2 separate regions of the Homo sapiens genome follow, and region 1 is linked to region 2. Evidence: read pairs that join two places in POLR2A ChIA-PET (ENCODE). Cell type or tissue: Panc1. All regions are shown on one strand. Each heading gives the region's core, and the rest is flanking DNA. Links, peaks and the distances in the headings are about the cores only.

Region 1 (12,503 bases), core at 2,923-7,922, 57 kb before region 2:
CAATGGGTCTTTTTTTAATGCTGGCCCATAATAAAAAAAATTTAAACTGTGATTCAATATGTACATACTTAACATTTAAAACACAATTTTCATAAACAAATATTTATTCTTACTACATACAACACATTCTGATATTTTCTATTTCAGTCCAGCTTAGTCCAGTCTAATCTATTCTGTTCTGTTCCATTAAAAAAAAAATGCTGTTTCTTATCCACTAAACTGATTTCATGAGACCCTAACGGGTTATAACCCACAGCTTGTAGTATTTTACACAGAATTAAGTAACTTAGCCTGTTCCTCAAAAACGAAGCAAAAAGCATGAGTCTAACTATTAATGGCTAAATGTTTATAAGCCTTTTTTTAATCTTTAGGAAAAAGTTAATGATTTCCTGAAAACATTAGCAGATAAAACTTGACCATGGATATTTTTCCCAGTAATGAATGTCAAGCAATTTGTAAATACTCACTTAAGAGTTGCCTGGTCTGAACTCAAATGAGAAAATACAAAATATAAGCCTTAACATCACGGCTCATACAACAGTTTAGTTAGTAATTTGTAATACTGTCAAATAAGGTACTAGCAGCTTTTTCATAGAAAATGGTTTTGAAATATTCTCAATATTTTTAAGATTAATAAAATTGCTGAATACTGAAAAATTTGTAGTGATAAAAATTAAAATTCACAAACCATTTATATCCTACATTAAAGAAACTGTTTTGAATATTGTGTCAGTTGATCAACAAGTATTTAACACTTGCTGTATGCCAACCACTATTGAATAGGCCCCTTGAAAGAATAATGAACGATTGGAGAGTCTCCACCTTCCAGATGTCCATTTGCGGGGGGATTGACTGTAAAACCAATAAACAAATAAGAGCTATGGAAATCATGCAAGAGAGTGTCCTTGAGCAGTGCTGTGGATCGCTTCATCTCAGGTGGATGGCGCTTTGAAATTGAAATCCAATGTTTCTGGTAAAGTCAACTGTAACATTCTCCTTCCATGCCCATATATAATTTTTTTTTTCTATTTATCACATTATGATGCTAACAGCATGTTTTTTTTTGTTGTTTTTTTTTTTTTTTGGAGATGGAGTCTCACTCTGTCGCCCAGGCTGGAGGGCAGTAGAGCAATCTCGGGTCACTGCAACCTCTGCCTCCTGGGTTCAAGTGATTCTCTTGCTTCAGTCTCCCATGTAGCTGGGATTACAGGTCTGTGCCACCATGCCCAGCTAATTTTTGTATTTTTAGTAGAGACGGGGTTTCACTATGTTGGTGAGGCTGGTCTCAAACTCCTGACCTCAAGTGATCTGCTTGCCTCAGCCTCCCAAAGTGCTGGGACTACAGGCATGGGCCACCATGCTTGGCCCTAACAACATGTTCTAATCCCCCTTTCAGACAAAGTAGACACTAATACTTAGTGCAATGTAAACTGAGGTAACATGAAGAATAACACTCAGAGATACAGACACAGCAGACAGGGATTTGGGGCTCAGGCCCTCCATTTAAAGGCTAAGTGATTTGGGGTAAGTTATTTCACCTCCTGAACAACAGATTCATTACCTGCATTTATATTTATTTGTAGGATCATTTTAAGGATAAACAGAATGCTTGTGAAATTACTTCATAAAGTTCCAACAACTGCTATTATTATTAACGTGTATTAGAATCAGTAGGCATAGTGAAACTGATAAAATAAAATGACCAAATATTAAAAAAGTATAAAGCTAACATTTAGCAAGTACTTAAAACTGTTCTATTTGCGTTTTATGTATCAACACAATTAAAACTGTGCTATGACTGAGTATCTGAATCCAACAATGGGCAATAAATTTCTCCTCAAATGCCAGACATACTAAAGATGATTTAAGATGATAAATCTCTAACAGCCCTTGGCCAGCAGGAAAAAACAATCTACAGTTAATTAAAGAAAGGGCAAGAGTTCACATCACACCACTCCACCCACGTGGTATAATCATTCTTGGCACTGGCACACCACAAAGAGATGGCTGCTTCCTAGGATTCAAAGGTTGCCTCTGTGGGGCTGGAGACAAGGAGCATAACACTTTGTGCTCCACCAGTGCTGCAGATCAACCACCCAGATCCATCCACGTGATGCCTTCCACTGGACCTCAGACTCTGTATTTGACCAAGAGGACAAAGGAAGGCTTTTTGTACAGAATTATTTCTGCATTCATTTCTATCATGGGCAACTGCTCTTTTCAGACAACATGCAACCTTAGGGAGTAAAGTGGATCACTGTAATGCAACACCCTGACTTACACAGGTGAAGTATTACAGACTGCCTGCTTCCTATTGTCTTGGTAGGTTAATACTCTGACATTAACCATATTATAGATGAATAAGTTGATAAGACATGGATTATGGGATGTTGTCAAGTTATAAACAAATTATTTTTGAAAAGGTCGCTTATAAGTTAGACCTTTAGAACCTATGATGCATTTCTCCAAATTAATTTACACTGGTGTAAATTAATGTTCAGCTGTCAAGACTGCCCACAGAAATCTATGCAACCCACACTGTGAGTAGCAGCAGGTCAGGTGACCTGTGTTCTATAAGCCCCGTTTTGCAACTAAAGGGGCACATGGCAGCACTGCAGAGCATAAGCTCTGGATGGAGAAGGGAAGACCTGAGTTCAAATCCTGACACGCCTATCTTATCTCAGTGAAGTTATTCAACCCCTTTGAGTATAAATTATCATAGCAGTCAAATTATATTTAGGGATGAACTTTTTTTAAATCAGATGTTTGGTATGAAGATAATCTGGATCACTTTTTACAAAAGCCTTTTTCATATCAAGGCATGCAGAAAGATGATAATACTTCTACTCATCCCTGGGGTAAGATGCTGATCATAGCTAAAGATGACCAGCCCAGGTCTCTGACAAACCCAATCCCTGCCTGGCCACTCTGAGGACCAAGGGGGCCAGTATCACTGGCACGCCGCTTGACATGACGGTTCATCAAGCCACTCAAGTGGTGAGGCTCTGATTACCAATTAATATATCTAAAAGTACCCTGGGATAGAGCCAGCCTATCATGGACCCTTTCACCTCATGGGCTTAGGGTCCAACTGTTAAATAAAAGACTGTTAGGTTTCTCAAGGCCCTTTGACTATATAACTCCACTTCATTATATCCCAGAACCTAACTAACTGTGCTTATAGCAAAGTATCTTTGGGAAATGATATGGTTCCAATTTGGATTGTCGTTAAGTGTTCCTTCTTCCCTGATCTGAACAACAGGAGCAGCTCATGGGCTGAAAGTGGGAGGTCAAGATGAAAATTAGGTGAAGATGTAGGTAGACACAGAAGTAAGATCAGGAATGATTTGTTATTAAAGGAATGTGTGAGTACTCACTGTATCAGGTACTGTTCGTATATTACCCTCAATCTTCATAGCCATCTTGGTTTCATTTTACTTGAACACGAAAGCTACAAAGTGTACTATTCACACAACAGAGAAAGCTATACAGTGGGTTCAAATCTCCTCTGCCATGGAAAAGAGAATAAGGGGACCAGCTGTTCAGCTCTGGCCCTCCTTGCTGGGTCCCATTTGAGCTTCTCTCCAGTTCTGGCTGGTTGGGATGTCTCCTTCTTCAAAAGCATCTTGTTAGTTGGTTATTTTTAGCAACATTTAACAACTGAAGAAATGTAAGGTAAAGGAAGCTTAGAAGACTTGCCAGAGGTTATACACTGGAGTGAACTGCAAACACTAGGTGTTCTGCTTGTGGGTCAGAGGTTCAAGGGTGAAGAATTGCCAGGGCAGAGGCTGGAGATGGGAGCTAAGAAATGTTCTACACTTTGCATCCTTTGTCACTGAGAATGATGACAGAGGTGGTGCTGGCTCCTACTGCTGCTCTGAAAGGCTGGGTTAAGAGGAAAGCGGAGGTGGGAGCAGCAGTTCTGCTTTTCATGACAACCAGGGAATAGGGGAGGTGGGAGCCAACAAGGGACCTACATGAACACCCAGTCTGTGTCTTCGTCTATATTACTCACTGTTTACTCCCAGGCTCTCACACCTTATCAGAGGGGAAAAGTAAACCTCCCACAAAACACCATTTGGTTCAACTACAGATGTATTTTGGATATCTTCAATCAACGCTTGATCCTGAAAAAATGCTTTCAAAGAATCTTCAACCAATGGCATACAAGGACCTACTCGGAAATCACAAAAGCCAAATAATGTCAAGCAAGTGTGTAAGAAGACAGCCCTGTATGGCAATACTAAAGAAAATTTTGCATTCTAACTACAAGGGGAAGGAAGAGTCAGCAGGGGTGTAACAAATGACACATGATAGTCACCCCAGAGGATAGCATAAATTGTACACAGTACAAATAGTACAGAAAGTATAATTTGCTTTAGTAATTCAGTTTTTCATTTGGTTTTCAAGACCTGTCAGGGATCAAGAAATTAATATAGACATATACTAATTTTGCATATATAAATTATTTGCAAAACCATTTGTGAAAAAGTTTCACAAATCATTCAATCTAGATTTAACAACTGTTATAAAACTATCCTGAAGCACCTGAAAACCAGTTGGACCAGGGTCAGAAAATCCAAAAAATTCATCAGGTCTTATCCAGAATTACTCTATCTAGTAGCAGTATTAATCCACCCCTCTATTTAGAGTTACACAGGCATATTTCAAGATAAATTATAAGAAAGGAAAGACTGGGTGACCCTCAAATCACTAATTTCAATCCAAAATTATTAAAATAGGGTATTTTAAACTCTATTTTGATGTTAAAGAGCGAAACGTCAACAAAACAGGTTTGGCAAAGGACTATTTATCAAACACAGTCACACAACGATTATGAAACCACATGATAAGATAGCACACAAAGAAAACATTGGCTATTTAACTACTCAGGAGGAAAAACTAGGTGTTCCTAGTTTTTCCTAGGTGGAAGGGGGAAGCAGGCTAAAAAGCAGTTTTTAGGGTTTCAGATATGTAATTGTGGCAGCAGGCACAGCATCAGGGTAAATCTTCCTTTTGACTTCCTCAGAACACCAGTTGAGATTTATGTAAGGTGGTATAATTTAGTTTAGAGAAAACTGAGATTGCATCAGTTTGGCCTCACCCTTGGCCTGACATTTTATCCTTCTCTCCAGAGATCTTGCTTGGACTGCCCTTAAGTACGCTGCTCCAGAGAACTCTGCTCTACATTGTCAGAAACCAGCTTTCAAGTAAGTTCTGTTGCTAGTTCCACATGGTAATTCCACAGTTAAGTCAGAAGGCATTTGAAAAGATGTATAACTTTGGATGGCTCTTTTCTGATTATAGGCTGAAGGGGGTTCTTTTCTCTTTGGTTTGCCTTTTGCTTTTAATAGCTTGACCATTTCTGGCTTCCACTGCATTGTAAGAGCTAAACTACAGGTTTGTCAGTCAGTGTTTCTCTCTCTGTCTCTTTCTCTCTCTCCCTGCTCCTACCCCCTCTTCTCTCCATTCTCCTCTCTCCATCTCTCTCATTTCCTAGTTACAAATCATGTTGTCTTACTGTCTTAAGAGCATCACTGATTTCATCCTTGTGCCACTGTCCCTATGCTCCCAAGATCACATTTCAGCATTTTAGGATACGTTTTTTGTTTCATTTTTAGAATACTTTTCAGAAGAGGTCATGATAAGCAAGACAATTTTACATTTCTGAGTTGAAAAAACTGTGCTGCTCTTCCAGAACAGTTTTGGTTTGTATTCTCAGTTTCAGGGGCTCCCCTGACTCTACATTTTAGGAACAAGAAGAGGTTAACATTGAGCAGGTTGTTCATGAACCGGCAGTTACCTTTACTACAGGAATCACTTTGGATTCAGGCTGAGAAGGCACTATAGCTCTTAAAATCACTATGTAGGGCAAGTGAAGAAGAAAGAAAAGAAAGAAGAAGAAAGTAAGGAGGAGGAGGAAGGAGGAGGTGGGAGAAAGAAGGAAGGGGGAGAAGCGGGAAGGGGGAGGAGGAAGAAGAGGAGGAAGAGGAGCAGGAAGAGGAGCAGGAAGAAAGGGAGGAGGTGAGGAAGGGAGACGGGGAGGAAGGGGAGGAGAAGCATGACCACCATTTTGACCTAAACTCATATCTTATCCACAAATAAATTCAAAATGGATCACAGACTTAAATATAAAACATAATGCTATAAAATTTTCAGAAAAGAAAAACAGGAGAGAATCTTCAGAACATACAGCTAGGCAAAGAGATCTTAGAATTCAGACCAAAAGCACAATTCATAAAAGGAGAAACTGATAAATTGAACCACATCAAAATTAAAACCTTTTGCTCTGCAACTCTGTTAACTGGATGAAAAGACAAACTACAGTCCGGGAGAAAATATTTGCAAATCACATATCCAACAAAAGACTAGAATGTGTACAATTCAACAGTAAAAACCTAAACAATTCAATTAGAAAATGGGCAAAAGATAGGAAAGGAGATGCCACTAAAGAAGATACACTATGGCTAATAATAAGCACATGAAAATGTTAAACTTCACTAACCATTAAGGAAATACAAATTAAAACCATAATGAGATATCACTACATACTTATCAGAATAGCTAAGATAAAAATAAAAAATATTGACACCACCAAATGACAATGCAGACAAACTGGATTACTCAGACTTTGCTGATGGGAATGTCAAATGTTACAACCATTCCAGAAAAGAGTATTGCACTTTTTTATAAAACTAAAAATACACTTATCTTTTGACCCAGCAATTGCACTCTCAGACAATTATCTCAGGGAAATGAAAACTCATGCTCATACAAAAACTTGTACATAAATGATTGTAGCATCTAGCATCTTTGTTCATAAATAGCCCAAACTGGAAACAACCTAAATGCCCTTCAATGGGTAAATGACTAAAAAGCTGTGATTCATCCATACTATGGAATGCTACTGTGCAATAAAAAGGAACAAACTATCGATACATGCAACAGCTTTGAGGGATGTCAAGGGAGTAATGCTGAAGGGAAGAAAAAGCTAAATGCCAAAGGTTACATACTATATGATTCCATTCACCTAGTATTCTTGAAATGACAAATTATAGTGGTTGTCAGAGGAGGCAGGCAGATGGAAGGAGTGAGTAGGGATACAAAAAGGTAGCATGTGGGATCCTTTTAATGCAACTGTTCTGTATCTTGACTGATGGTGACCACAGAAATCTACATGTGATATAACTGCATGGAACTAAATACACACAAACACACATACAATGAATGCTCTGAATAAGGCTGGTGGATTGTATCAATATGAATTTCCTAGTTGTGATACTGTACTATGGATAAAGAATACAGGGTATCTATTACTCCTTACAACTAACTACATGTGAATCTAAAATTATCTCAAAATAAAAACTTTGGAGATCTTATTTATTCTAAATATCCTATCTTTCTGGTGCCTCATCCATTAGATGCCTGATGTCTTCCTTCCCTAATCTGGTTACTCTCTGTAGTCATAATAGCAGAAAATATTTTACTACAATTGGTAGTTTAACTTGTGCTTCCCCAAAACCTTATTCATGATTTACTATTCCTAACTGGAGCATGCCTTTTGGAGATGGCCTTATGTTTAATACTGACTCTTATGCTGCATGAAATGGACAAAATATTTTCTGAGTCTTAGTTGCATCACTGGTAAAATGGAGATAAATTAACCGATGTCATAGATTTATTTTGAAGGCAATTAAAATAATAAGTAAAACACTCAGTACATAGTAGGTCCTTAAATTGTTTCTGTCCTTTTCCCATTATCAACCTAAAATCTAGCTTAATTACTAGATAAAAACATCAACAACAAACTTTGGTTTTGGCTCCAAGGCTCATGTTTAGAAAATAATAAATGCATCTCTAATGAGCACAGCCTGGGGACTGGGGATGGAATGAGGCTAAATTCAGTTCTTAACATGTATTTCAATTTAGGAGAAACATAATGTTTTTAAGCCTATGTTCTCTGAGTCTGAAAACATTCTGGCTTATCAAAATGTTTTACAAATGTTTAGCATATAATTCATTTTATTATGTTTAGTGAGTGCCACATAGACATTTAAATCTGTAAATGGTAACCAATCATATACTACATTACTTCTATTCAGATATCAACAAATTTATTTATGTTGGACAAGTTCCAGCCTTAAAAATGACTCTGATTCAAAAATATAATTTCACCCATTTCACCTACCTACAAAAATATTTCTTAGTAATAGACTCCCCACAAGGTGATAAGCTTTAAATGTGTCAGAGATTTTCAGTTATAGTCCAACCTATTAAGCTACAGAACAGTAGGAACAAAGCACTTAGGATTTAAAATTCAAGGTAGGTTGCTAAACATGGGATTTGGAGCAATTTGCAGGTCAGAGCATGACAGCTGGATTCGCTGAGCAACACTGGCCTGAGAGAAGTGTCAAAGCTAGAAAGAGAAGAACCAAATGTTACACTCCTCTAATATGAATAAAATGGATGAAGCAAAGTATAGTTTACTTCTCCTGGTTACCTGCTCTATTTATGAACAAGCACAAAACACAAAATGCGAAGTAATACTTGAGGACAAAGTCCCCTCAAATATTTCTTTAAAGTACTGATAACAATTTTGTAAAATGAATGCTTACCGAGCAAAATAACTTTGTTTCCGTTCCTTCTTCTCTTCCTTGGTATCCATAATACACAATCAAAAGTGCAAAGTATTTGAAAAAGTCCCTCTTTTTAATCAGTGAGTCGTAACCCTGTAAGAAAAGATAACAAAGCAACTGTAAACTTAAAAGTTTACACTGGCCAATGTGAAAAATAAAATGGAGTAGAACTACATGGACTAAAACAAATGAAAAATAAACTTTAACCAGGAAACAGTCACATGAGTCAAATATGAAATGCAAATGTCCATGGGAGAAACTACAATCAGAATGGAGATGTTAAACTATAAAGCAAAACCTGATGGAAAACCAAACTGCAGTATTTTCCTCACAACTAACAACTATTTTAAAACATGCCAAAATAAAAACCTTCACTGACTTTGGAAGATTGTAGCCTAACTATGTAGATGCTAATTATTTAAAAAAAAATTGAACTCATAATCACTCTTCCCAAGCAATTAATAAGGCATATGTCTCAGATAATTATGTAAAATGGCTCACTTAGGTGTTTTACAAGAATGTTTTTTTAAAAAAATAAAAATAACTTCAGCACTCTATTTTATTTTCGGAAACATGCCAGCAAGTACATCCCACTTGAGCAAATGTGGAAATGAAAGTACAAAGACACAGGAAGCTGTTCCTCAGCATGGCTTTAAACCCTTGCGTCTCCCTCTTCTCCACCCCTGCGACCCTCACCCACGCTTGCCAGCAGTGGCTTAAGCCTATAATATAAAAAAAGGTTGTCTCCAGATCAAGCTTCCTCAAATACCACTTTTATCATGCCACTCCCCTGCTCAAAAATTTCCAATTGTCTACTTATTCAGTGATTCACCAGTCTAAATTTCTGCAGAGCACTAACATTCCTAAAATTTGTCCTTTCACCCTGAAGCAATAGTTTGTTCACCTATCAAATTTAAATCAAAAAAAGCAGGCTGTGCGGTGGCTCACACCTGTAATCCCAGCACTTTGGGAGGCCGAGGCAGGCAGAACACTTGAGATTGGTAGTTTGAGACCGGCCTGGCCAACAGGGTGAAACCACATCTCTACCAAAAATACCAAAAATTAGACAGGCATGGTGGTGCACGCCTGCAGTCCCAGCTACTCCGGAGGTTGAGGCGCGAGAATCGCTTGAACTCAGGAGGCAGAGGTTGCAGTGAGCCAAGATGGCACCACCGCACTCCAGCCTGGGTAACAAAGGGAGACTCTGTCTCAAAAAAAAATTAGTAAATATAAATAAATAAAGCAAAGTGTATTCACAATCAAAATTATTTACTAATTCATTTCAATTCAATAAACAAATTAATCCACAATACATACTACATGAAAGGGAGTGTGATAAGTCCCAGAGGTCAAAGATAAAGACATGATATTTGCTCTAACAGTATATATTGTCTTTCAGGAGAGACACTTAGGATTTCAAGACAATGTGATATGTACTGCTGAAAAATAGACCTCAGGAATACTTAATTAGCTAAATTTAGCCATTTTCTAATGTATATTTTCAAAATATCATTAAAAAAACATATATATAATTTCTATTTGCCAATTAAAAACAAATAACACTTAACACTATGCAAGGCCCACCCCAGGTATCCTGAGCACACACTAAGGTTGTAGGTTAAGAATGGATTTCCGGCCAGGCGCAGGGGCTCACACCTGTAATCCCAGCACTTTGGGAGGCCGAGGTGGGTGGATCACCTGAGGTCAGGAGTTCGGGACCAGCCTGGCCAACATAGTGAAACCCCATCTCTCTAAAAATACAAAAATTAGCCGGGCGTGGTGGCAGGTGCCTGTAATCCCAGCACTTGGGAGGCTGAGGCAGGAGAATCATTTGAACCTGGGAGGCGGAGGTTGCAGTGAGCCGAGACCACTCCATTGCACTCCAGCCTGGGCAACAAGAGCAAAACTCCGTCTAAAAAAAAAAAAAAAAAAAATTGCATTTCCCAGGTAAAGGGTACGAGCAAGCAGGTTTCAATTGAACAAAAGCAAGAAGACAAAATTGTTCCCTTCTGTTCCAGGGTAAAGTGAGCTGAGGATGAAGACATGGGCAGGATCTGGGTCACGGAAAGCCTTGTATGCTGCTCTAAGGAGCTTGGACTTAATCCTAGCTGGCTATGTGCAGCCCACCCCCTTCACTGCACCTTGTCAGAGGCCATCAATTGCTCATGCTGAACCCAGCGGCAGCATTTGCAGAGCCATTACCAAATCCATCAGAGCTGGTCCATGAGATAAAACTAATTTTCTCATCCCCAAGGTACATGGAAGGGCGCCACCAGAGGGTTCTCCATGAGGGAGTGTAGCATAATCAGACGGCAGAGGTAGAGGATTGACGTGAGAGGATTTAAGGACAGGGTGAAGTAGATTCATTAAAAAGAAATTACAGTCAAACTAATTGAGGGAGGAGCACCCAAAACTAGGCAGCAGTAGTTGACATAGAAAGAGGAGGGATGGACTCAAGAAATACTTAGGAGACTGATGAGTTGACATTTGATGAGTCATGCAGTGTAGATAACAAGGAAAGTAAGGAATGAAGGATGTCCTCCAAGTTTCTGCTTCAGGAACTGCGTGGGTTACGGCACCGAAGATCTAGTACAATATACATGAAAAGGGCAGGCTGCATGTAGGACAGGGGAGCAGAAGGAGGTAAGAAATCGGTTGTGGACATTGTGCCTTTGAGACGGCTATGGGATAGTGGAGTTGGAGACATTCACCAGACGTTTGATTACACTGAAAGCACAGAAGGGCAGTGAAGGCTAGAGGAAAGGAATTAGAAATTATCAGCATATGCTTGTGGTTAGGAAGAAAAGGAGAAAAAACAATATGATGATGAGATCACCTTGGAAGCCTGACAACTATTCATTCAGCCCTGTACAGAAACATGGGAGTACACAGTCTCAGCTCTTACTAGTTTATCTTCACATCCCTGACTTGGGCTTCACCCTCAAAGAGTTTTCCATCCAGTCAGGAAAATATGACTGTGCAGATAACTAAACTGTAGGGTAGTAACTTGGGGCTGTCCAATGAATAATACTAAGTAAGAATCCAAAAGATGTGAAGTTCAATTCTGCTTGAGGTGATAAACCTTTCAGAGTGGTTAGGATTTCAATGGGTAAAGTGGTTAGGATTTCAATTCCAGAAAGTAGGAATGCCAGAGCAAAGGGATAGAAGTGAAAGGGGCTAGGCACACTCAGGCAAGGAAAGCATGGCTACCAGGTACGGAAAGGGAACTAATCTTGATGCCTGCCTACCAACAGCCATTTACTTCAACATATTATCCCTATGTTATCTTTTTATCTTTCAACCACACTATGATTTAGATGTCCTTATTTCCATTAAACTGATGCTGAGAGGTACTAATTAATTTCCTTAATTCAACAGCACTAGCTGTGGTGCGGCAGCAATTTAAATCCAGTCTGGTATACACTCCAGTGTCTTTCAATAACCTTTGGAGCCAGAAAGCATTTGGAGATGAGCTAGAAAAAGTAGTCCGGAGTCAACAACATCCAATGCTGCAGCACAGAATTCGCAAGTTAAGGCACATGTACCTAGCCACTGGGACAGGGAGGTCATTGAGGACCTCCAACGGGACTGCATTAGTGACGTATTGGGAGTGGAAGCCATGCTACCATGAGTTGGGGTAGTTAGTACTCATTCAAGAATTCGAGTGCAAGGAGAAAGAAGAAAAAGGAAAGATGGCGGCTGAGTGTCTAACTCTCATGAGCTCAGTTTCACACTGTGGTTTGAACCCCCTGGGCGTCTCCCCAACTCTGCACCTTTATCCTCACTCTTTCCTCAGGCACGAGGCAACCTTGCTAGGCTCCTCCTTCTGACAAGGCCCAATTCTACTTCAAAGCCTTCCCTGACCAC
Region 2 (12,503 bases), core at 5,065-10,064:
GAAAGATCCTGCACTGAGTATTAGTGGCCCAACTCCGTTCACCTTTGTGTGATTTGCTTTTTGATAGTGAGGGACATCACTTGAAAACAGTAATGCAATTTTAATCTCATCTATGCTCACTATATTTTTTTCTTTTGAAGAAACATGACCCCATTGTATTTATTTTGAATCAGACTAAAAACCATTGCTTTTGAAGACAGGAAACATAAAGTGTGCTATCCTAACAAACAGATAGACCTATTTAGCTCATCCACAACAAAATAAAAACCCCTGGCACCTCGAATATACAAGATATAAAAGAAAATGTTGTTTGCTTTGTGGTCACTTCACCTCAGAAAGAATCAAGTACTAGAAATTAGGAGACCTGGATCATGTCACTGTGGGAAAGATGATCTAACGTGGCTATGCCTCCATTTTTCTCATCTGAGAAATGAAGCATAGTCTAGTTTATGTTCTTCTAACTCTGAAATTCTGCAAATCTGTGAATATATTCATAAAAATCAATATGTACATGTTATTCACTTAATGTAAAGAGAATGGATATTGGGGGACTACCTTGGTATATATTTGAATGAAAGTGTCTGAGTGGGAAAGCAGAAATTGTGTATAAGACCAAATGAGGCTAGGCGCGGTGGCTCATTCCTGTAATCCCAGCACTTTGGGAGGCTGAGGCAGGTTGATCACCTGAGATCAGGAGTTCAAGACCAGCCTGGCCAACATGGCAAAACTCTGTCTCTACTAAAAATACAAACAATTAGCCAGGCATGATGGTGGGTGCCTGTAATCCCCACTACTCAGGAGGCTGGGGCAGGAGAATTGCTTGAACCTGGGAGGTGGAGGTTGCAGTGAGCTGAGATCTCACCATTGGACTGCAGCCTGGGCTACAGAGCAAGACTCTGAATAAGAAAAAAAAAAAGACCAAATGAGACTTAATGTGGATATTAAAACATCTTTAATAAACTAAATTTGAATAAGCTGCACTATCATTTATTGATAATATACTATGTGTCAGGTCTTATGAACATTATCTCATGTAATCCTCAGAAAATCCTCAGAAAAAAAATTAGCCAGGTATGGTGGCCCACACCTATAGTCCCAGCTGCTAGGGAGGCTAAGGAGGGATGATTGCTTGAGCCTGGGAGGTCAGGACTGCAGTGAGCTGTGATCGTGTCACTGCATTCCAGCCTGGGTGACAGAGCAAGACCCTGTCTCAAAACAAAACAAAACTATCTTACTAATGATAAAAACAAAGCTTAGTAATTTGTCCAAAGTTCAGTAATTTGTCCAAAGTTGCATAGCCATTAAATCTCAAGATGCATCAGGTCTGTCTGATTTCAAAACCTGTTCCTTTAGTCTTTATACTTATTATACTTTTTGAAGAATTGAGATATTTTATAATGACTTATAAATATTGAATAGAGATAAATTCACTAGAATTATAAATATGGAGTTCAAGTTGTTTATAAGTGGTCTGATGAATAAGCACCAAGAATTTTAAGAAGCTCCCACATCTTAAACAAAATTGCTTAATAAACTTGATTTAAGTCATTAAACATGCATTTTCCTAGATATGGCTGTGAAGTTGCTGTATTATTAAGCAAACAACTTCCTTGTTAATGTCTTTACTGTATCAGTAGAAAATATACACTTACACAATTTTTTTTTTTTTTTTGAGATGGAGTCTCGCTTTGTTGCCCAGGCTGGAGTGCAGTGGCGTGATCTCGACTCACTGCATCCTCCACCTCCTGGGTTCAAGTGATTCTCCTGCCTCAACCTCCCAAGTAGCTGGGACTACAGGTGCCTGCCACCACGCCTGGCTAATTTTTGTACTTTTAGTAGAGATGGGGTTTCATTGTGTGAGCCAGGATGGTCTCAAACTCCTGACCTTGTGATCCGTCCACCTCGGCCTCCCTAAGTGCTGGGATTACAGGCATGAGCCACTGCGCCAGGCCGGAATTTTAACTCTTAAACTATACATTTAAGCATAACAAACAAATAACTTTCACCACTTCTCTCACTGTGTCATATCCTAAAGACAAACAATTTGTGAACTTTGTTTCTTCTTTTGTCCAAGCTCCTGATATCCAGAGCAAAGGGATTGTCTTGTCTGCTGCATCTTGGTGTTTGGAGAAGTGGCTAAATGCATTTATATCGAATTATTGTTCCTGTGTTGTTTTGTCTGTGGCTCCCACTCTTGGGAATCCTTGGGGTTTGAGGATCGCATCAAAAAAGTATCTCTGGTATGAGAAATGGTCAGTGTGGCCAGATAATTCATGGGTTGAGCACTGAGACTCGTTTCCCATGATCATCTTGGTCAGGAGGCACTTGGTGTTTTAAGCCTATTCTCTTGATGCAACACATATGCCTTAAATCTGTTTAATGATTTAGCAGTGATGGACTCATGAATATATTTCAGATGGGCCCAACAGCCTCTCAAGCTTCCTTCCAAGTATCAGTAAAAGACGTGTTACCACAGGCAAGGTTTTTCCCCTGAGCTTGGCCATACCCTCATCTCGCTTATCTGATGGTCACCAGCTTGCACAGGTCTTTTTGGTTTTTGTTTTTGAGATGGGACCTCCCTCTGTCACCCAGGCTGGAGCACAGTGGCATAATCATAGCTCATTGCAGCCTTGAACACCTGACTCAAATGATCCTCCTGCCTCAGCCTCCCATGTACTTGGAACTACAGGCACATGTGTGCTCGGCTTGCACGTGAGTTTTCATGAGTTACCACACCCAACCATTTGTACTATTTTATGCTTATGTTTTCATTGTCAGAAAGATGTCAAAACAATAAAATAAATCTAACAGTGGCTGCTTGTAAGATCAAAATGTGACTGGCTTAGTTCTCATTTAAGAGTGGCTTGTGCCTGGGACAGAAATGTGTTATCATGAGAGTCATGGTCTATGTGCCTCTGTGTTTTGCCCTCATGACTGCAAACACGTCTCCATCATCTTGCCAGATCCCAGACAAGCCAATTTGATGCAGCTGTGCTGGGACAGACTGGTTAGGACAGGGAAAGAAGCCAGTCATTGCTGGCATAAGGGAAAGTCTACCCAAACAGAGCTATGCAAAGCTCCAGGCACATTGTTTTGGTGGAAAAAGAAAAAAAAAAGTCTTTAGGTTCTCTGCAATTAAGGAAAAAGGTTAAAAAAGAAGTGCTGAAAGACCTAGGAAGGTAAATCCTGTTCATCTTGATAGCTTATAATCAGGAAAGGAGGGGTTAATGCAACTAAGATATTCATTTGTGTTCAGAGTCATAATTTATTACTACACTTATACAAGTAAAACATTACGAATAATAGCCATTCTTTGCAAAATACTTTTTCTTCTGCATGAGAAAATGTGACTTTGTTTTCATTGTAATGAAAACACAAGACTTACAATGCAAACTTGATACAAGAAACTTTAGAGTTAAGTGCCAAGGTTATTCAACCTCTTTCTACCCCTTAAAAAAACTTATAATACATTCTGTTACATCCATGTCACACTTCATATGCATGAATCTCTTCATTTCCACACACTAACAGAATGACAACAAAGGTCAAGAAAACCAGATATTTATAGAAGGCTAAGAACTTAGAGGCATCTAAAAACGTCTCTGGGCATAAGATTTTTGAAAAATTATACACGTATTAACTGTTAACTGCTATCAAAAACATTCTTTAACTCTAGGCTGAAGAGTTAGGTCAGTTAAAAGGCCCTTTCTGATAACAAGAATTATTAAAGTGAATGGGTTACTGGACAGGTCTTCATAGGTCAAATGAAGAATTTTGTTTTATGGCATATGGACCTATGGTGTATAAACATTCAGAATAATCCAGCATTCTCCCTAAACAACAACAACAACAATTTCTTATCTTTTAGATATGGAAGATTGGAAATGATTTTTTTTTTCAAACTCAATTTGCTTAGTACCTTAATACTTCACCATTTTGCCACACCTTTGTCAACCACTTTGAGTGAGATGATAGAATTTTCTTTGGTAGCCTTTAAAGATTAAGCTCATAGATGAAGAAAAGATACGTGTGACTTGATTGAAAGTTGAGTTAAAACTAGAGAACTGCCAAAAATAATTTCCCTTTTATGTTGCATTATAAAGTGGAGTTATTCCTTTTTTCATCCTTTCATATATTAAAAGAGTGAGATGGAAGTGGTTTTACGATAATACTGTAGCTGGATTTACTGTCATCTTTAGTCCAAACTGATCCTAGGCAGGCTGAAATCCTGGGGGAGTCTGGATAACTCTGAGACCAAAAAAGCAGTGTCAAAAGCCACAGCCTAGAGGTCAAAAGTATGAATTTAAGTATCAGATAGTTTTCAGATAGTTTAACTCAAAGCTCAACCTGCTAGGAATGGCCTTGGACAATTAAGCTTTATTCTCCAATTCCTAATATGTAAGTAAGTAAACTATTATCTACTCTACAGGACAGTTATGAGGCTTAAATGAAGAAACAGATTTCAAGCACTTAGCATGGGGCTTAGTATAGAGAACAACTGACCAGTATTAGCAGTTAGTATCATAATTGATTTTCTTTTTCAGACCTGCACCTTACAGTGGGTACTGGTTCCCACAGTCAGAGCAGATTCCCTGACCACTTCCTTTCCTTTCCTTTGAAGTTAGAAGTAAGGGAGCCATGGGAAAAAGCACCACCTCATGCCTAGAGAACCATTTCCCGTCTGCCTCTGGCCCCTCACGCAAGACTGTCTATGTAAGCTCAGGGGCTTTTCTTCTTCTTAAGATCTCCCAACCAAGTTCAAAGATTTAGCCTTCCAAATAATATGAGCTATAGTCACAGTTTATGATGTCATGTTTGCTGCAATGCTTTGTTGTAGTTGCTGAAATATTCACAGCCTCAGTCAGTGCTTAGATCTTAAAAGAATTATAAGGGGAAGTCAAACTCCATTCTTCAGTAAAATGCAGCAGAACAACTAGAAGCAGTCCCATTGGGCAATAAAAAGTTTAAAAAATGCATCTATCTTTAGACCATTAGGCTTACAAAGTCAATCTAGATTCTTTGATTTTACTAGGTAGGACTCTATCTTATTGAGACATTTTAAAAGTAAGCTAGAACAGCCACATTTTAATCTATGTACAACTCTAGCCATGAATTTCTAAAATTGCATTGGAGTACAATACTGTGTTATTGTATTGCCTAAAATCCGAGATGCCATTGAAATTTTTTTTTTTACATTCTAGCAATTAGGAAGTTTTATGGTCAATGTGTAAATTTATGTTGTAGTGGTTCTTTTTCTTTAAAAACTGATCTTCAACCAATAGTGTATCTTGTAACTAATGGAGTCTTAGACTCACGGAAATATAGAATTCTAAAATCATATTGCTTTCTCATGATGTTACCTAAGGTGATTAGTCTGACTTTGTGGTAACTTAATGATTGGCAAAAAGAACAATTTGAATATATAAGAAAGATAATCCAAAAGGCTTCATTATGTTTGATAATACCTATGCACAGGTGCATAGGAGAGCCATCTCTCTGGTTAATATTTGAACTTTTCCCTAGCTGCTTGGGAGGCTGAGGTGGGAGGATCACCTGAGCCCAGGAGGTTGAGGCTGCAGTGAGCCATGATCACACCACTGTACTGCAGCCTGGGTGACAGAGGGAGCCCCTGTCTCAAAAAATATATATATTTTGACTTTTTAATGTTTCAACATCACTTTAAAGGTCTCTCATATTTCTTCAAAAATGCAGTATCATATTTGTGATAGTAAAATATCCAAAGAAGAGCAAAAAGCCTCCTCCCCCTAGCTCCCAGAATCTCCTTTTGTCACTTTTAGTGCACCTCCTTCTTTTGAGAACCCCTGTGAATAGCTAGGGTGGCAGCCATACCTATCACTATCAGTCTATAGGATTGTACTTTGATGTGCTACTATACACCATGCAAAACTCAACATATACAGTGCAATGCTGGGCCACATAACAGTTATTTTAAAAAAATACCTTCTGGCTCACTGACGTGAACTTTAAACAAAATTTCTAATTAGTCATGCACATAGCTTTAAACAGTTGGAAAAACACAAATTTCTAAAAGTGTTACCTTTTTCCTTTTATCTTACTAAAAATCCTTTGAGTTAATTTTGGGACTTTTACACAAATAAAAGCAACCATCAATAAATCAAACCCTGAAAATTCTTTTTCCCTAAAATAACTTTAAAGGGTATAACTCTTTTTCTATTTTGGTAGCAAACATGAGAATTACCACATCTGATGGTGGAATACCACCTTCACAGAACACTTGGATGGGAGATGGCAACCTCCGGTGGTCAGGTTAATATAAACAGTGAGATGTGATGCTACAAGTTGATCATATGAAACATTGATCATAATTAACTTGAAATGATTGAATTACTGACAACGATTATCTTTAGGAACACTTTCTTATTAACTATGTTGCAAGTTCATTTGCAAATATTTTAGTCAGTGGAATTGAAAAATAATAATCTGGCTGGGCATGAAGGCTCATGCCTATAATCCCAGCACTTTGGGAGGCTGAAGCAGATGGATGAATTGAGCGCAGGAGGTCAAGAGCAGCCTGGGCAATATACTAGGGCCCTGTCTCTACAAAAAATACAAAAATTAGCCGAGTGTGCTGGTGCATGCCTGTGGTCCCAGCTACTCGTGAGGCTGAGGTTGGAGGATCACCTGCACCTCGGAGGTCAAGGCTGCAGTGAGCCATGATCACACCACTGCATTTCAGCCTGGGTGACAGAGTGAGCAGAGTGAGACCCTGTCTTGAAAAAGAAAAAAAAAAAAGAAAAAAGAAAAATAATAATACATATATAACCTGCAATAAAAAATGTAAGAAAAAACAAAAAGTAAAAGAAAGGGAGGGAAGGAGGAAGGAAAGGAATTTATCTTAAAATATTTAATTCAAATAAATTTTAAATTCCTGATCTCTAAAAGTTTACATTTCAAAAAAGGAAAAGAAGTTCTCTGAATGCTGACATTACAATAGGAATACATTCAGGTTTTAGATCTTAAAGTAAAAATTATATGGCTGTTGTCCACAAATCATGATTATAAAGCAAACACCTAAGACAACGAAATCAATTTTCTTATTTGCTACCTCATTCTATTAGAGCCAGCTGGAAAATATAAGAACCACAAGGCTTATAGACACAAGAAACAAGGTGATTTGCTTTTGCCTCCCCTCGACCTTTTCATTACCCACTTACAGACAGAAATTAAACTACTTGCTGGATTTTTCAAAACCAGAATATAAAAGCCCTCCTTTTTCCTTTGAACAAATTGATAAGCATAATAAAAATCACTTTCATTCTTTTTATGTTGTTTGGCCCAATAGCTTCAGGAGCTCTATGATGGTTTATTTAGGCCTCACTGAAGCAGAGGCAATACCCATACAATCTCCACAGCAACAAAAGAAATTGTCATTGAAGCACAAGGGATTTATCATTAGGACGTATGTACACGCCTATCATGTATGTATGTGATGTTTTTAAAACACTCTACAAATGTTTTTGAATTACAACATGTATGACATGTTCTAGCTTATTATCCTATATTTGGTATACCATTTGGAAGTCTTGAATTTGCACTTTGCCAAGAACTGTAGTTAAGAATAAAAGGCAGAGGAAACTGATTATTTCTTGCCTCCAAGTATCTTACTGCCTATGCTTAGTTTACAAGCTCAGATAAATGTTATTTTCAGGCAAGCTGTGAATTATATCAAATGATTTTGAAAGACATAAAGAAAAGCCATAGCTTGGATCGTTAGTAAATAAAGACCTCTTGAAATTCATGTTGACTTTCCACATAGAAAGTGGAAGGAAACTTTTCTGCAAAGCAACTCATCCACATAAAAAATAGTCAAAAAGGACTTCATTTAATTAGTGGTATGTAAAGACTCTTGCATAGAAAAAGGTTACAAAGTAATGCAAAAAAGACTAGGTACAGTAATTTCAAAACAAATATTTAAAAGTATAATTTTGCATAACGTTTAACATTCTCATAATGTTTATTGCTTTCTCCACACAGTAGAGAAATGAAGTGCATAATACATGCTGTGTCTCTTATCTTTTAAACAAAAACTCTCACGTGCTTGATTTCAGCATATTAAGAGATTATTTTGTCATTAAACGAAATCGAAAAAAACAAAACCACAACCCCATTACATAGCACTAGTTTAGGCATGGGCAAAAATAACTTATGTACATCCCATTGCATACATTCATCTTGTTTTGGGATCAAATGCAATCACTAACTTGACAAAGAGCTTTAAAAATTGTAGCTTTTCTCTTCCTAGTGCTCCCTCCTTGCTTCATCACCTCCAGAAATGTAACTTCTCCCAAAGGGTGACAAGAATAGATGTTGCATCATTAGGAGAAAATGAAGAGGATAAATATATAAAAATAGTCCTAATGAAACTGAATAAATTAAACCAAACTCCTACAAACTGGAGAGTTTTCAAGTTGGCATGAATTAAATAGCCTCTGGTGGACACATGGTAGGCAACTGCTCATAGGTGCACTATATAAATGTAAGGTTTATATAAAGCAGCACCATATTTTGAGCCATCCAAAAAAAAAAGTGCCTGGGGGCCTGCAGGCAGAGCAGAAATGCTTGTTAATCTGAGAACTGATGAAATAATTGCTTATACCAATGCACTGCTAAATGTCACCTCTTGGCATGTCTGTACAAAGAAGGCAAACTAAGATAAAACTAGATCTTTCAACTTGAAAATTATTTTCAGCAGTCATTTTGACCAGTAAAACCTGTTGGTTTCAGCAGAATACTCTTCTCTGGCATGGTATTAAAATGTCTGCAGCCTATTGCAAGACTTCTGTCCCTTTCCTTTCTTAACCTATCCTCCACACTCGTCTTCCCTTGTGCAATGTTATATATCCAGAAGAAAACTTCCTAAGCTCAGGCACTTACGAAACACGACTCTCTCACTCTCTCTCTATATATGTATGTCCCATCTAGTCTCAAGAGAATTCAGTCAGGGCATTTTACTTCCCCAATTCAGACATACTGATGCACTGCTGGATGGTACGGTCCATATATTTTCCAGGAAACTTCTAAATGGTAACAAGTGTGAAGTTTTCAAAAGTTGCTGATGTCAGTTACCGAGCTGCCTTGAACCAAACAAAAAAGGGAGAGAAAAAAAAGAGAATACCACATTTCCACTCGTGAGGTTTGTGTCTCAAATAGCTTTATTGTTCCTTTGTGGATCTGTCGGCATCTGTATGGCTACCTTCAGGGTGCAGAGGTTTTAAGCTGACTCTGAAATGGAGGACATTCAGTTACTATTGCAAGAAGTTCAAGAAAAATTTAAAAAGCTCCAACTTCTGTCCCCCAGGGTCGGTAAGGTTTATTGTTTGTTCCACTGCTGGTCTGCTGAGGACTGGACGTGGCTGATACTGACAAGGGCGGGCTGATGGCTGTGGCCGCGGCCACTGCTGCTGCTGCGTTTGGGGGAAGCATGGGGAATGCCCCCGCGAAGGACAGAGGGAAGCTGTGTGCAGCCGCGGTGGCTGCTGCGGCTGCGGCGTGGACGGTGGCAGAGAGGGACAAGAGAGAGGTGGAGAGAGGTGGCACGCAGGGGGCGACGCTGCCCGTGGATGGCATTCGGAGGGCTGAATCCGCATGGGCAAACGTGGCCGTGAGGAGAGCAGAGCCGTGGGCAGGAGGCACTTCTGAAGTTGTGGAGAGGCGACAAGGGGTTGACTCTGAGGCATGGAGGCCGTTGGGCTGGAGCAGGGCTGCGGGCAGGTGGTGGAAGGCGGCGGCCCAGTGATGCGGGTGGAGCGGATGATGGTGGTGGGCCATGGAGGATGTCATGGCCGCCGCCTCCCGCTGGGTGGCGCAAGTGCTGAGATGAGACACAAGCCGCACCCGCAGCGGATCCGAGGAGTCCAGGCCTTCCACGGAGCTCAGGTACCGCGCAACTTCTGTTAGGCACTCTCGGAATCCTATGCTCATGAAGTCCATGGCAAGAGCGTGTGCGTCAAAGTAGCCTAAAAGTGGGTTTGAGCAAAGTAGGGAACAGGAGAGAGATGGGCGGGAGGTAGGGGTGAGAAAATGGTATAGTCAACAATAACCACCCACTGATGTTCCACTCTGTCCTTCAGAAGACTGAAGTGGAACGATAATCCTTTCTGGAAATATTGCCAGCTATTTATGGTTTTAATTTTTTGCAGAAGTTAAGAAAGTATACTTTGCCACTCACATGTGTGACAACTCTGGCAATGCAATATGCTACAGTTGTTCTTGCAGCTAAATATCACAGTGGGGAAAAAAATTAAGAACATCCGCGTTTCAAACACTTCCAGAGAAAGAAATGGGGTCTCTCCCTTTGTATTGTGGGATAGTGAAATTCTCCAGGAAACTTTTTCATGGAAATACAGAGTTCCAGTCTCTCTGTCTCTGTCACATGAGTTGGAGATTAAAGGGCTTATCTGAAACATCTTTACTCTCTTGGCATTTTAACAGAGATGCCAAGTGCATCTTAGCAGCTTGAGGACTTTAGAAATGTGCTAGAATCGCAATAAATTCATAACTGCTTCTTGACTAACAATGTTTTTTATCAACAAAGTGAAACCATCTTGTCATAACTTTGTATAAAAAATTTAATGAAAACAAAATGAGTTTTTAAAAAAAATTTGGTTTCTTACTTGAAGATCTTATATTTCTGTCAGTAATATAAGGCTAAGTTCCTGATATGAAAATACTATATGTCAACGCCTAGTTTATCTGAAGTTCAAATATATGTCCTTACATTTTTCTAGCATACACCCAAGAAAAAAAATGTATATTAATTTTGTCAGTGTATATGCATGCACTCCTATACCTATGGTTACTACCATAAAAATGGCTAGAGCTTGGTCACATTTATCTGAGTCTCTGTCTGAAGATAATACATTAGAATAGAAAATAATAATGTCTAATTATTGGAGTGCCCATGTAGGGCATGTAGGGCACAATAATAATCAGACATATGGAGAAATGTTGCCCACTTTGAATGAGTGACGTCTGGTATATAAAAACAGATTATTTTTCATTTACAACTTTTTAAAAAGTAATTTCCAAATCAAAAGTTTGGTCTATTCATTTTGGGGATGTGTATATACATGAATAAGAAATATCACATTCAAATAAGGTTATTTATTAATTTATTTATCTTTGAGACAGGATTTCACTCTGTCACCCAGGCTGGAGTGCAGTGGCCCAATCACAGCTCACTGCAGGCTCCATCTCCTGGGGTTAAGTGATCTTCCTGCCTCAGCCTCCTGAGTAGCTGGGACTATAGGCATGTGCCACCACACTTGGCTAATCTGTGTGATTTTTAGTACAGACAAGATCTCGCTATGTTGCTCAGACTGGTCTAGACCTCCTGAACTCAAGCCATTCTCCTGCCTCGGCTTCCCAAAGTGCTGGGATTACAGGCGTGAGCCACCACACCCAGCAGTTATTTTTATCTAAAACATTTACATTATCTATGTTTTTGCTGATCAAAGCATTACCTGTTTATTCATCACCTATTAAAAATTTGGCTATCTTAATCTGTAATCAAAGAACTTTGGAGATAGTAGTCACATATATTAAGAGTCCTAAAGCTAAAATTCCAACGATTTGGAAGTTCCCAAAAGATATTTGTGGCAAATATATACACTACTAAAACAGAAACAACAGCAGTACAAAGCTGATACCAAGAGAATATCATGAAATACGGAAGATCAGCAGCAAAAACAGTTATCATCCCAGGACTCTGACATAGTTAACAAACAGAGCCTCTTGGATTAGGATGAAAAGCTATTCCTGAAGAAGAGGTATTCATGGAAAGATTTCACATTTTGGTCCTCAGGGTTCTGTAGGGCTTTGCAGACTTCTGACTCCCATGAGAGAAAGACGGGGGTAATGAATAGAATAGACAGAGTCCAGAAATCCAGAGGGATTTCGAAACTTAGGTTATTCTACTAAATCCTCTCTAGATACTATTGTCATACCAAGACAGACTATAAAGAATGAACTAACAGAATTGGAGCCCCAAGAGCTTCTAAGAATTTTCATTACTGGTCATGAAGTAATTGAAATTTGTGGTTTGCCTGCTATGTTGTCATATATGGCTGAGCTCTCTGTTATATCTTAAAGGAATATAAATTATGCAATTCCTATCCTATTGTGGACTTCAGAGGGAAATGATGATAAGTAGCTCCCTTTTGTGAATGGATCTTGGGCCAACAGTAACATACATGTCCATACCACTCCCTCTACACCAGCACTATTCTATCGGCCTTAAGTGAATTAACTTGTAACAGCCTTATGAGTTATATAGTATGGACACTACAACTGTCCTCTTTTTACAGATGATAAAACTGGACCAGCTCGCAGGGGGTAATTTGCCCAAAGTCACAGAGCTAATCAGTGGCAGAACCAGGATTTGAAATCAGGCAATCCAGCTACAGATACGATGCCCTTCACCACTGCACTATGAGGCAGTTGGTATTCTTTTACAATGTTAA

The links. ChIA-PET counts read pairs that join two places held together with the same protein. Peaks named below come from ENCODE experiments on the same cell type or tissue, not always from the same donor. Only the 100,000 strongest peaks of a DNase experiment are listed, where the experiment ranks them.
Region 1: POLR2A ChIA-PET joins it to region 2 with 12 read pairs; 5 of 35 experiments call an interaction of 5 or more read pairs at or near these places.

The regions. Positions count from the first base shown.
Region 1 is chr6:125,811,517-125,824,019 of GRCh38, reverse strand. It overlaps NCOA7 (nuclear receptor coactivator 7), which reads right to left. Exons shown (of 16, transcript NM_181782.5): 2 at 8,616-8,729. The coding sequence starts at 8,665. NCOA7-AS1 (NCOA7 antisense RNA 1) reads left to right here and starts at 5,162. Exons shown (of 3, transcript NR_126386.1): 1 at 5,162-5,210. RefSeq lists a silencer at 1,843-2,137 and an enhancer at 5,436-5,937. In Panc1, for the core only: no CTCF peak of the experiment used is centred there; no DNase peak of the experiment used is centred there; H3K27ac peaks cover 1,538 bases.
Region 2 is chr6:125,756,612-125,769,114 of GRCh38, reverse strand. HEY2 (hes related family bHLH transcription factor with YRPW motif 2) reads right to left here. Exons shown (of 5, transcript NM_012259.3): 5 at 7,846-9,998. The coding sequence ends at 9,313. Among named protein-coding and RNA genes, the nearest start is that of HEY2, 13 kb to the right of the region's middle. In Panc1, for the core only: CTCF peaks have their summits at 9,635 and 9,834; no DNase peak of the experiment used is centred there; H3K27me3 peaks cover 1,464 bases.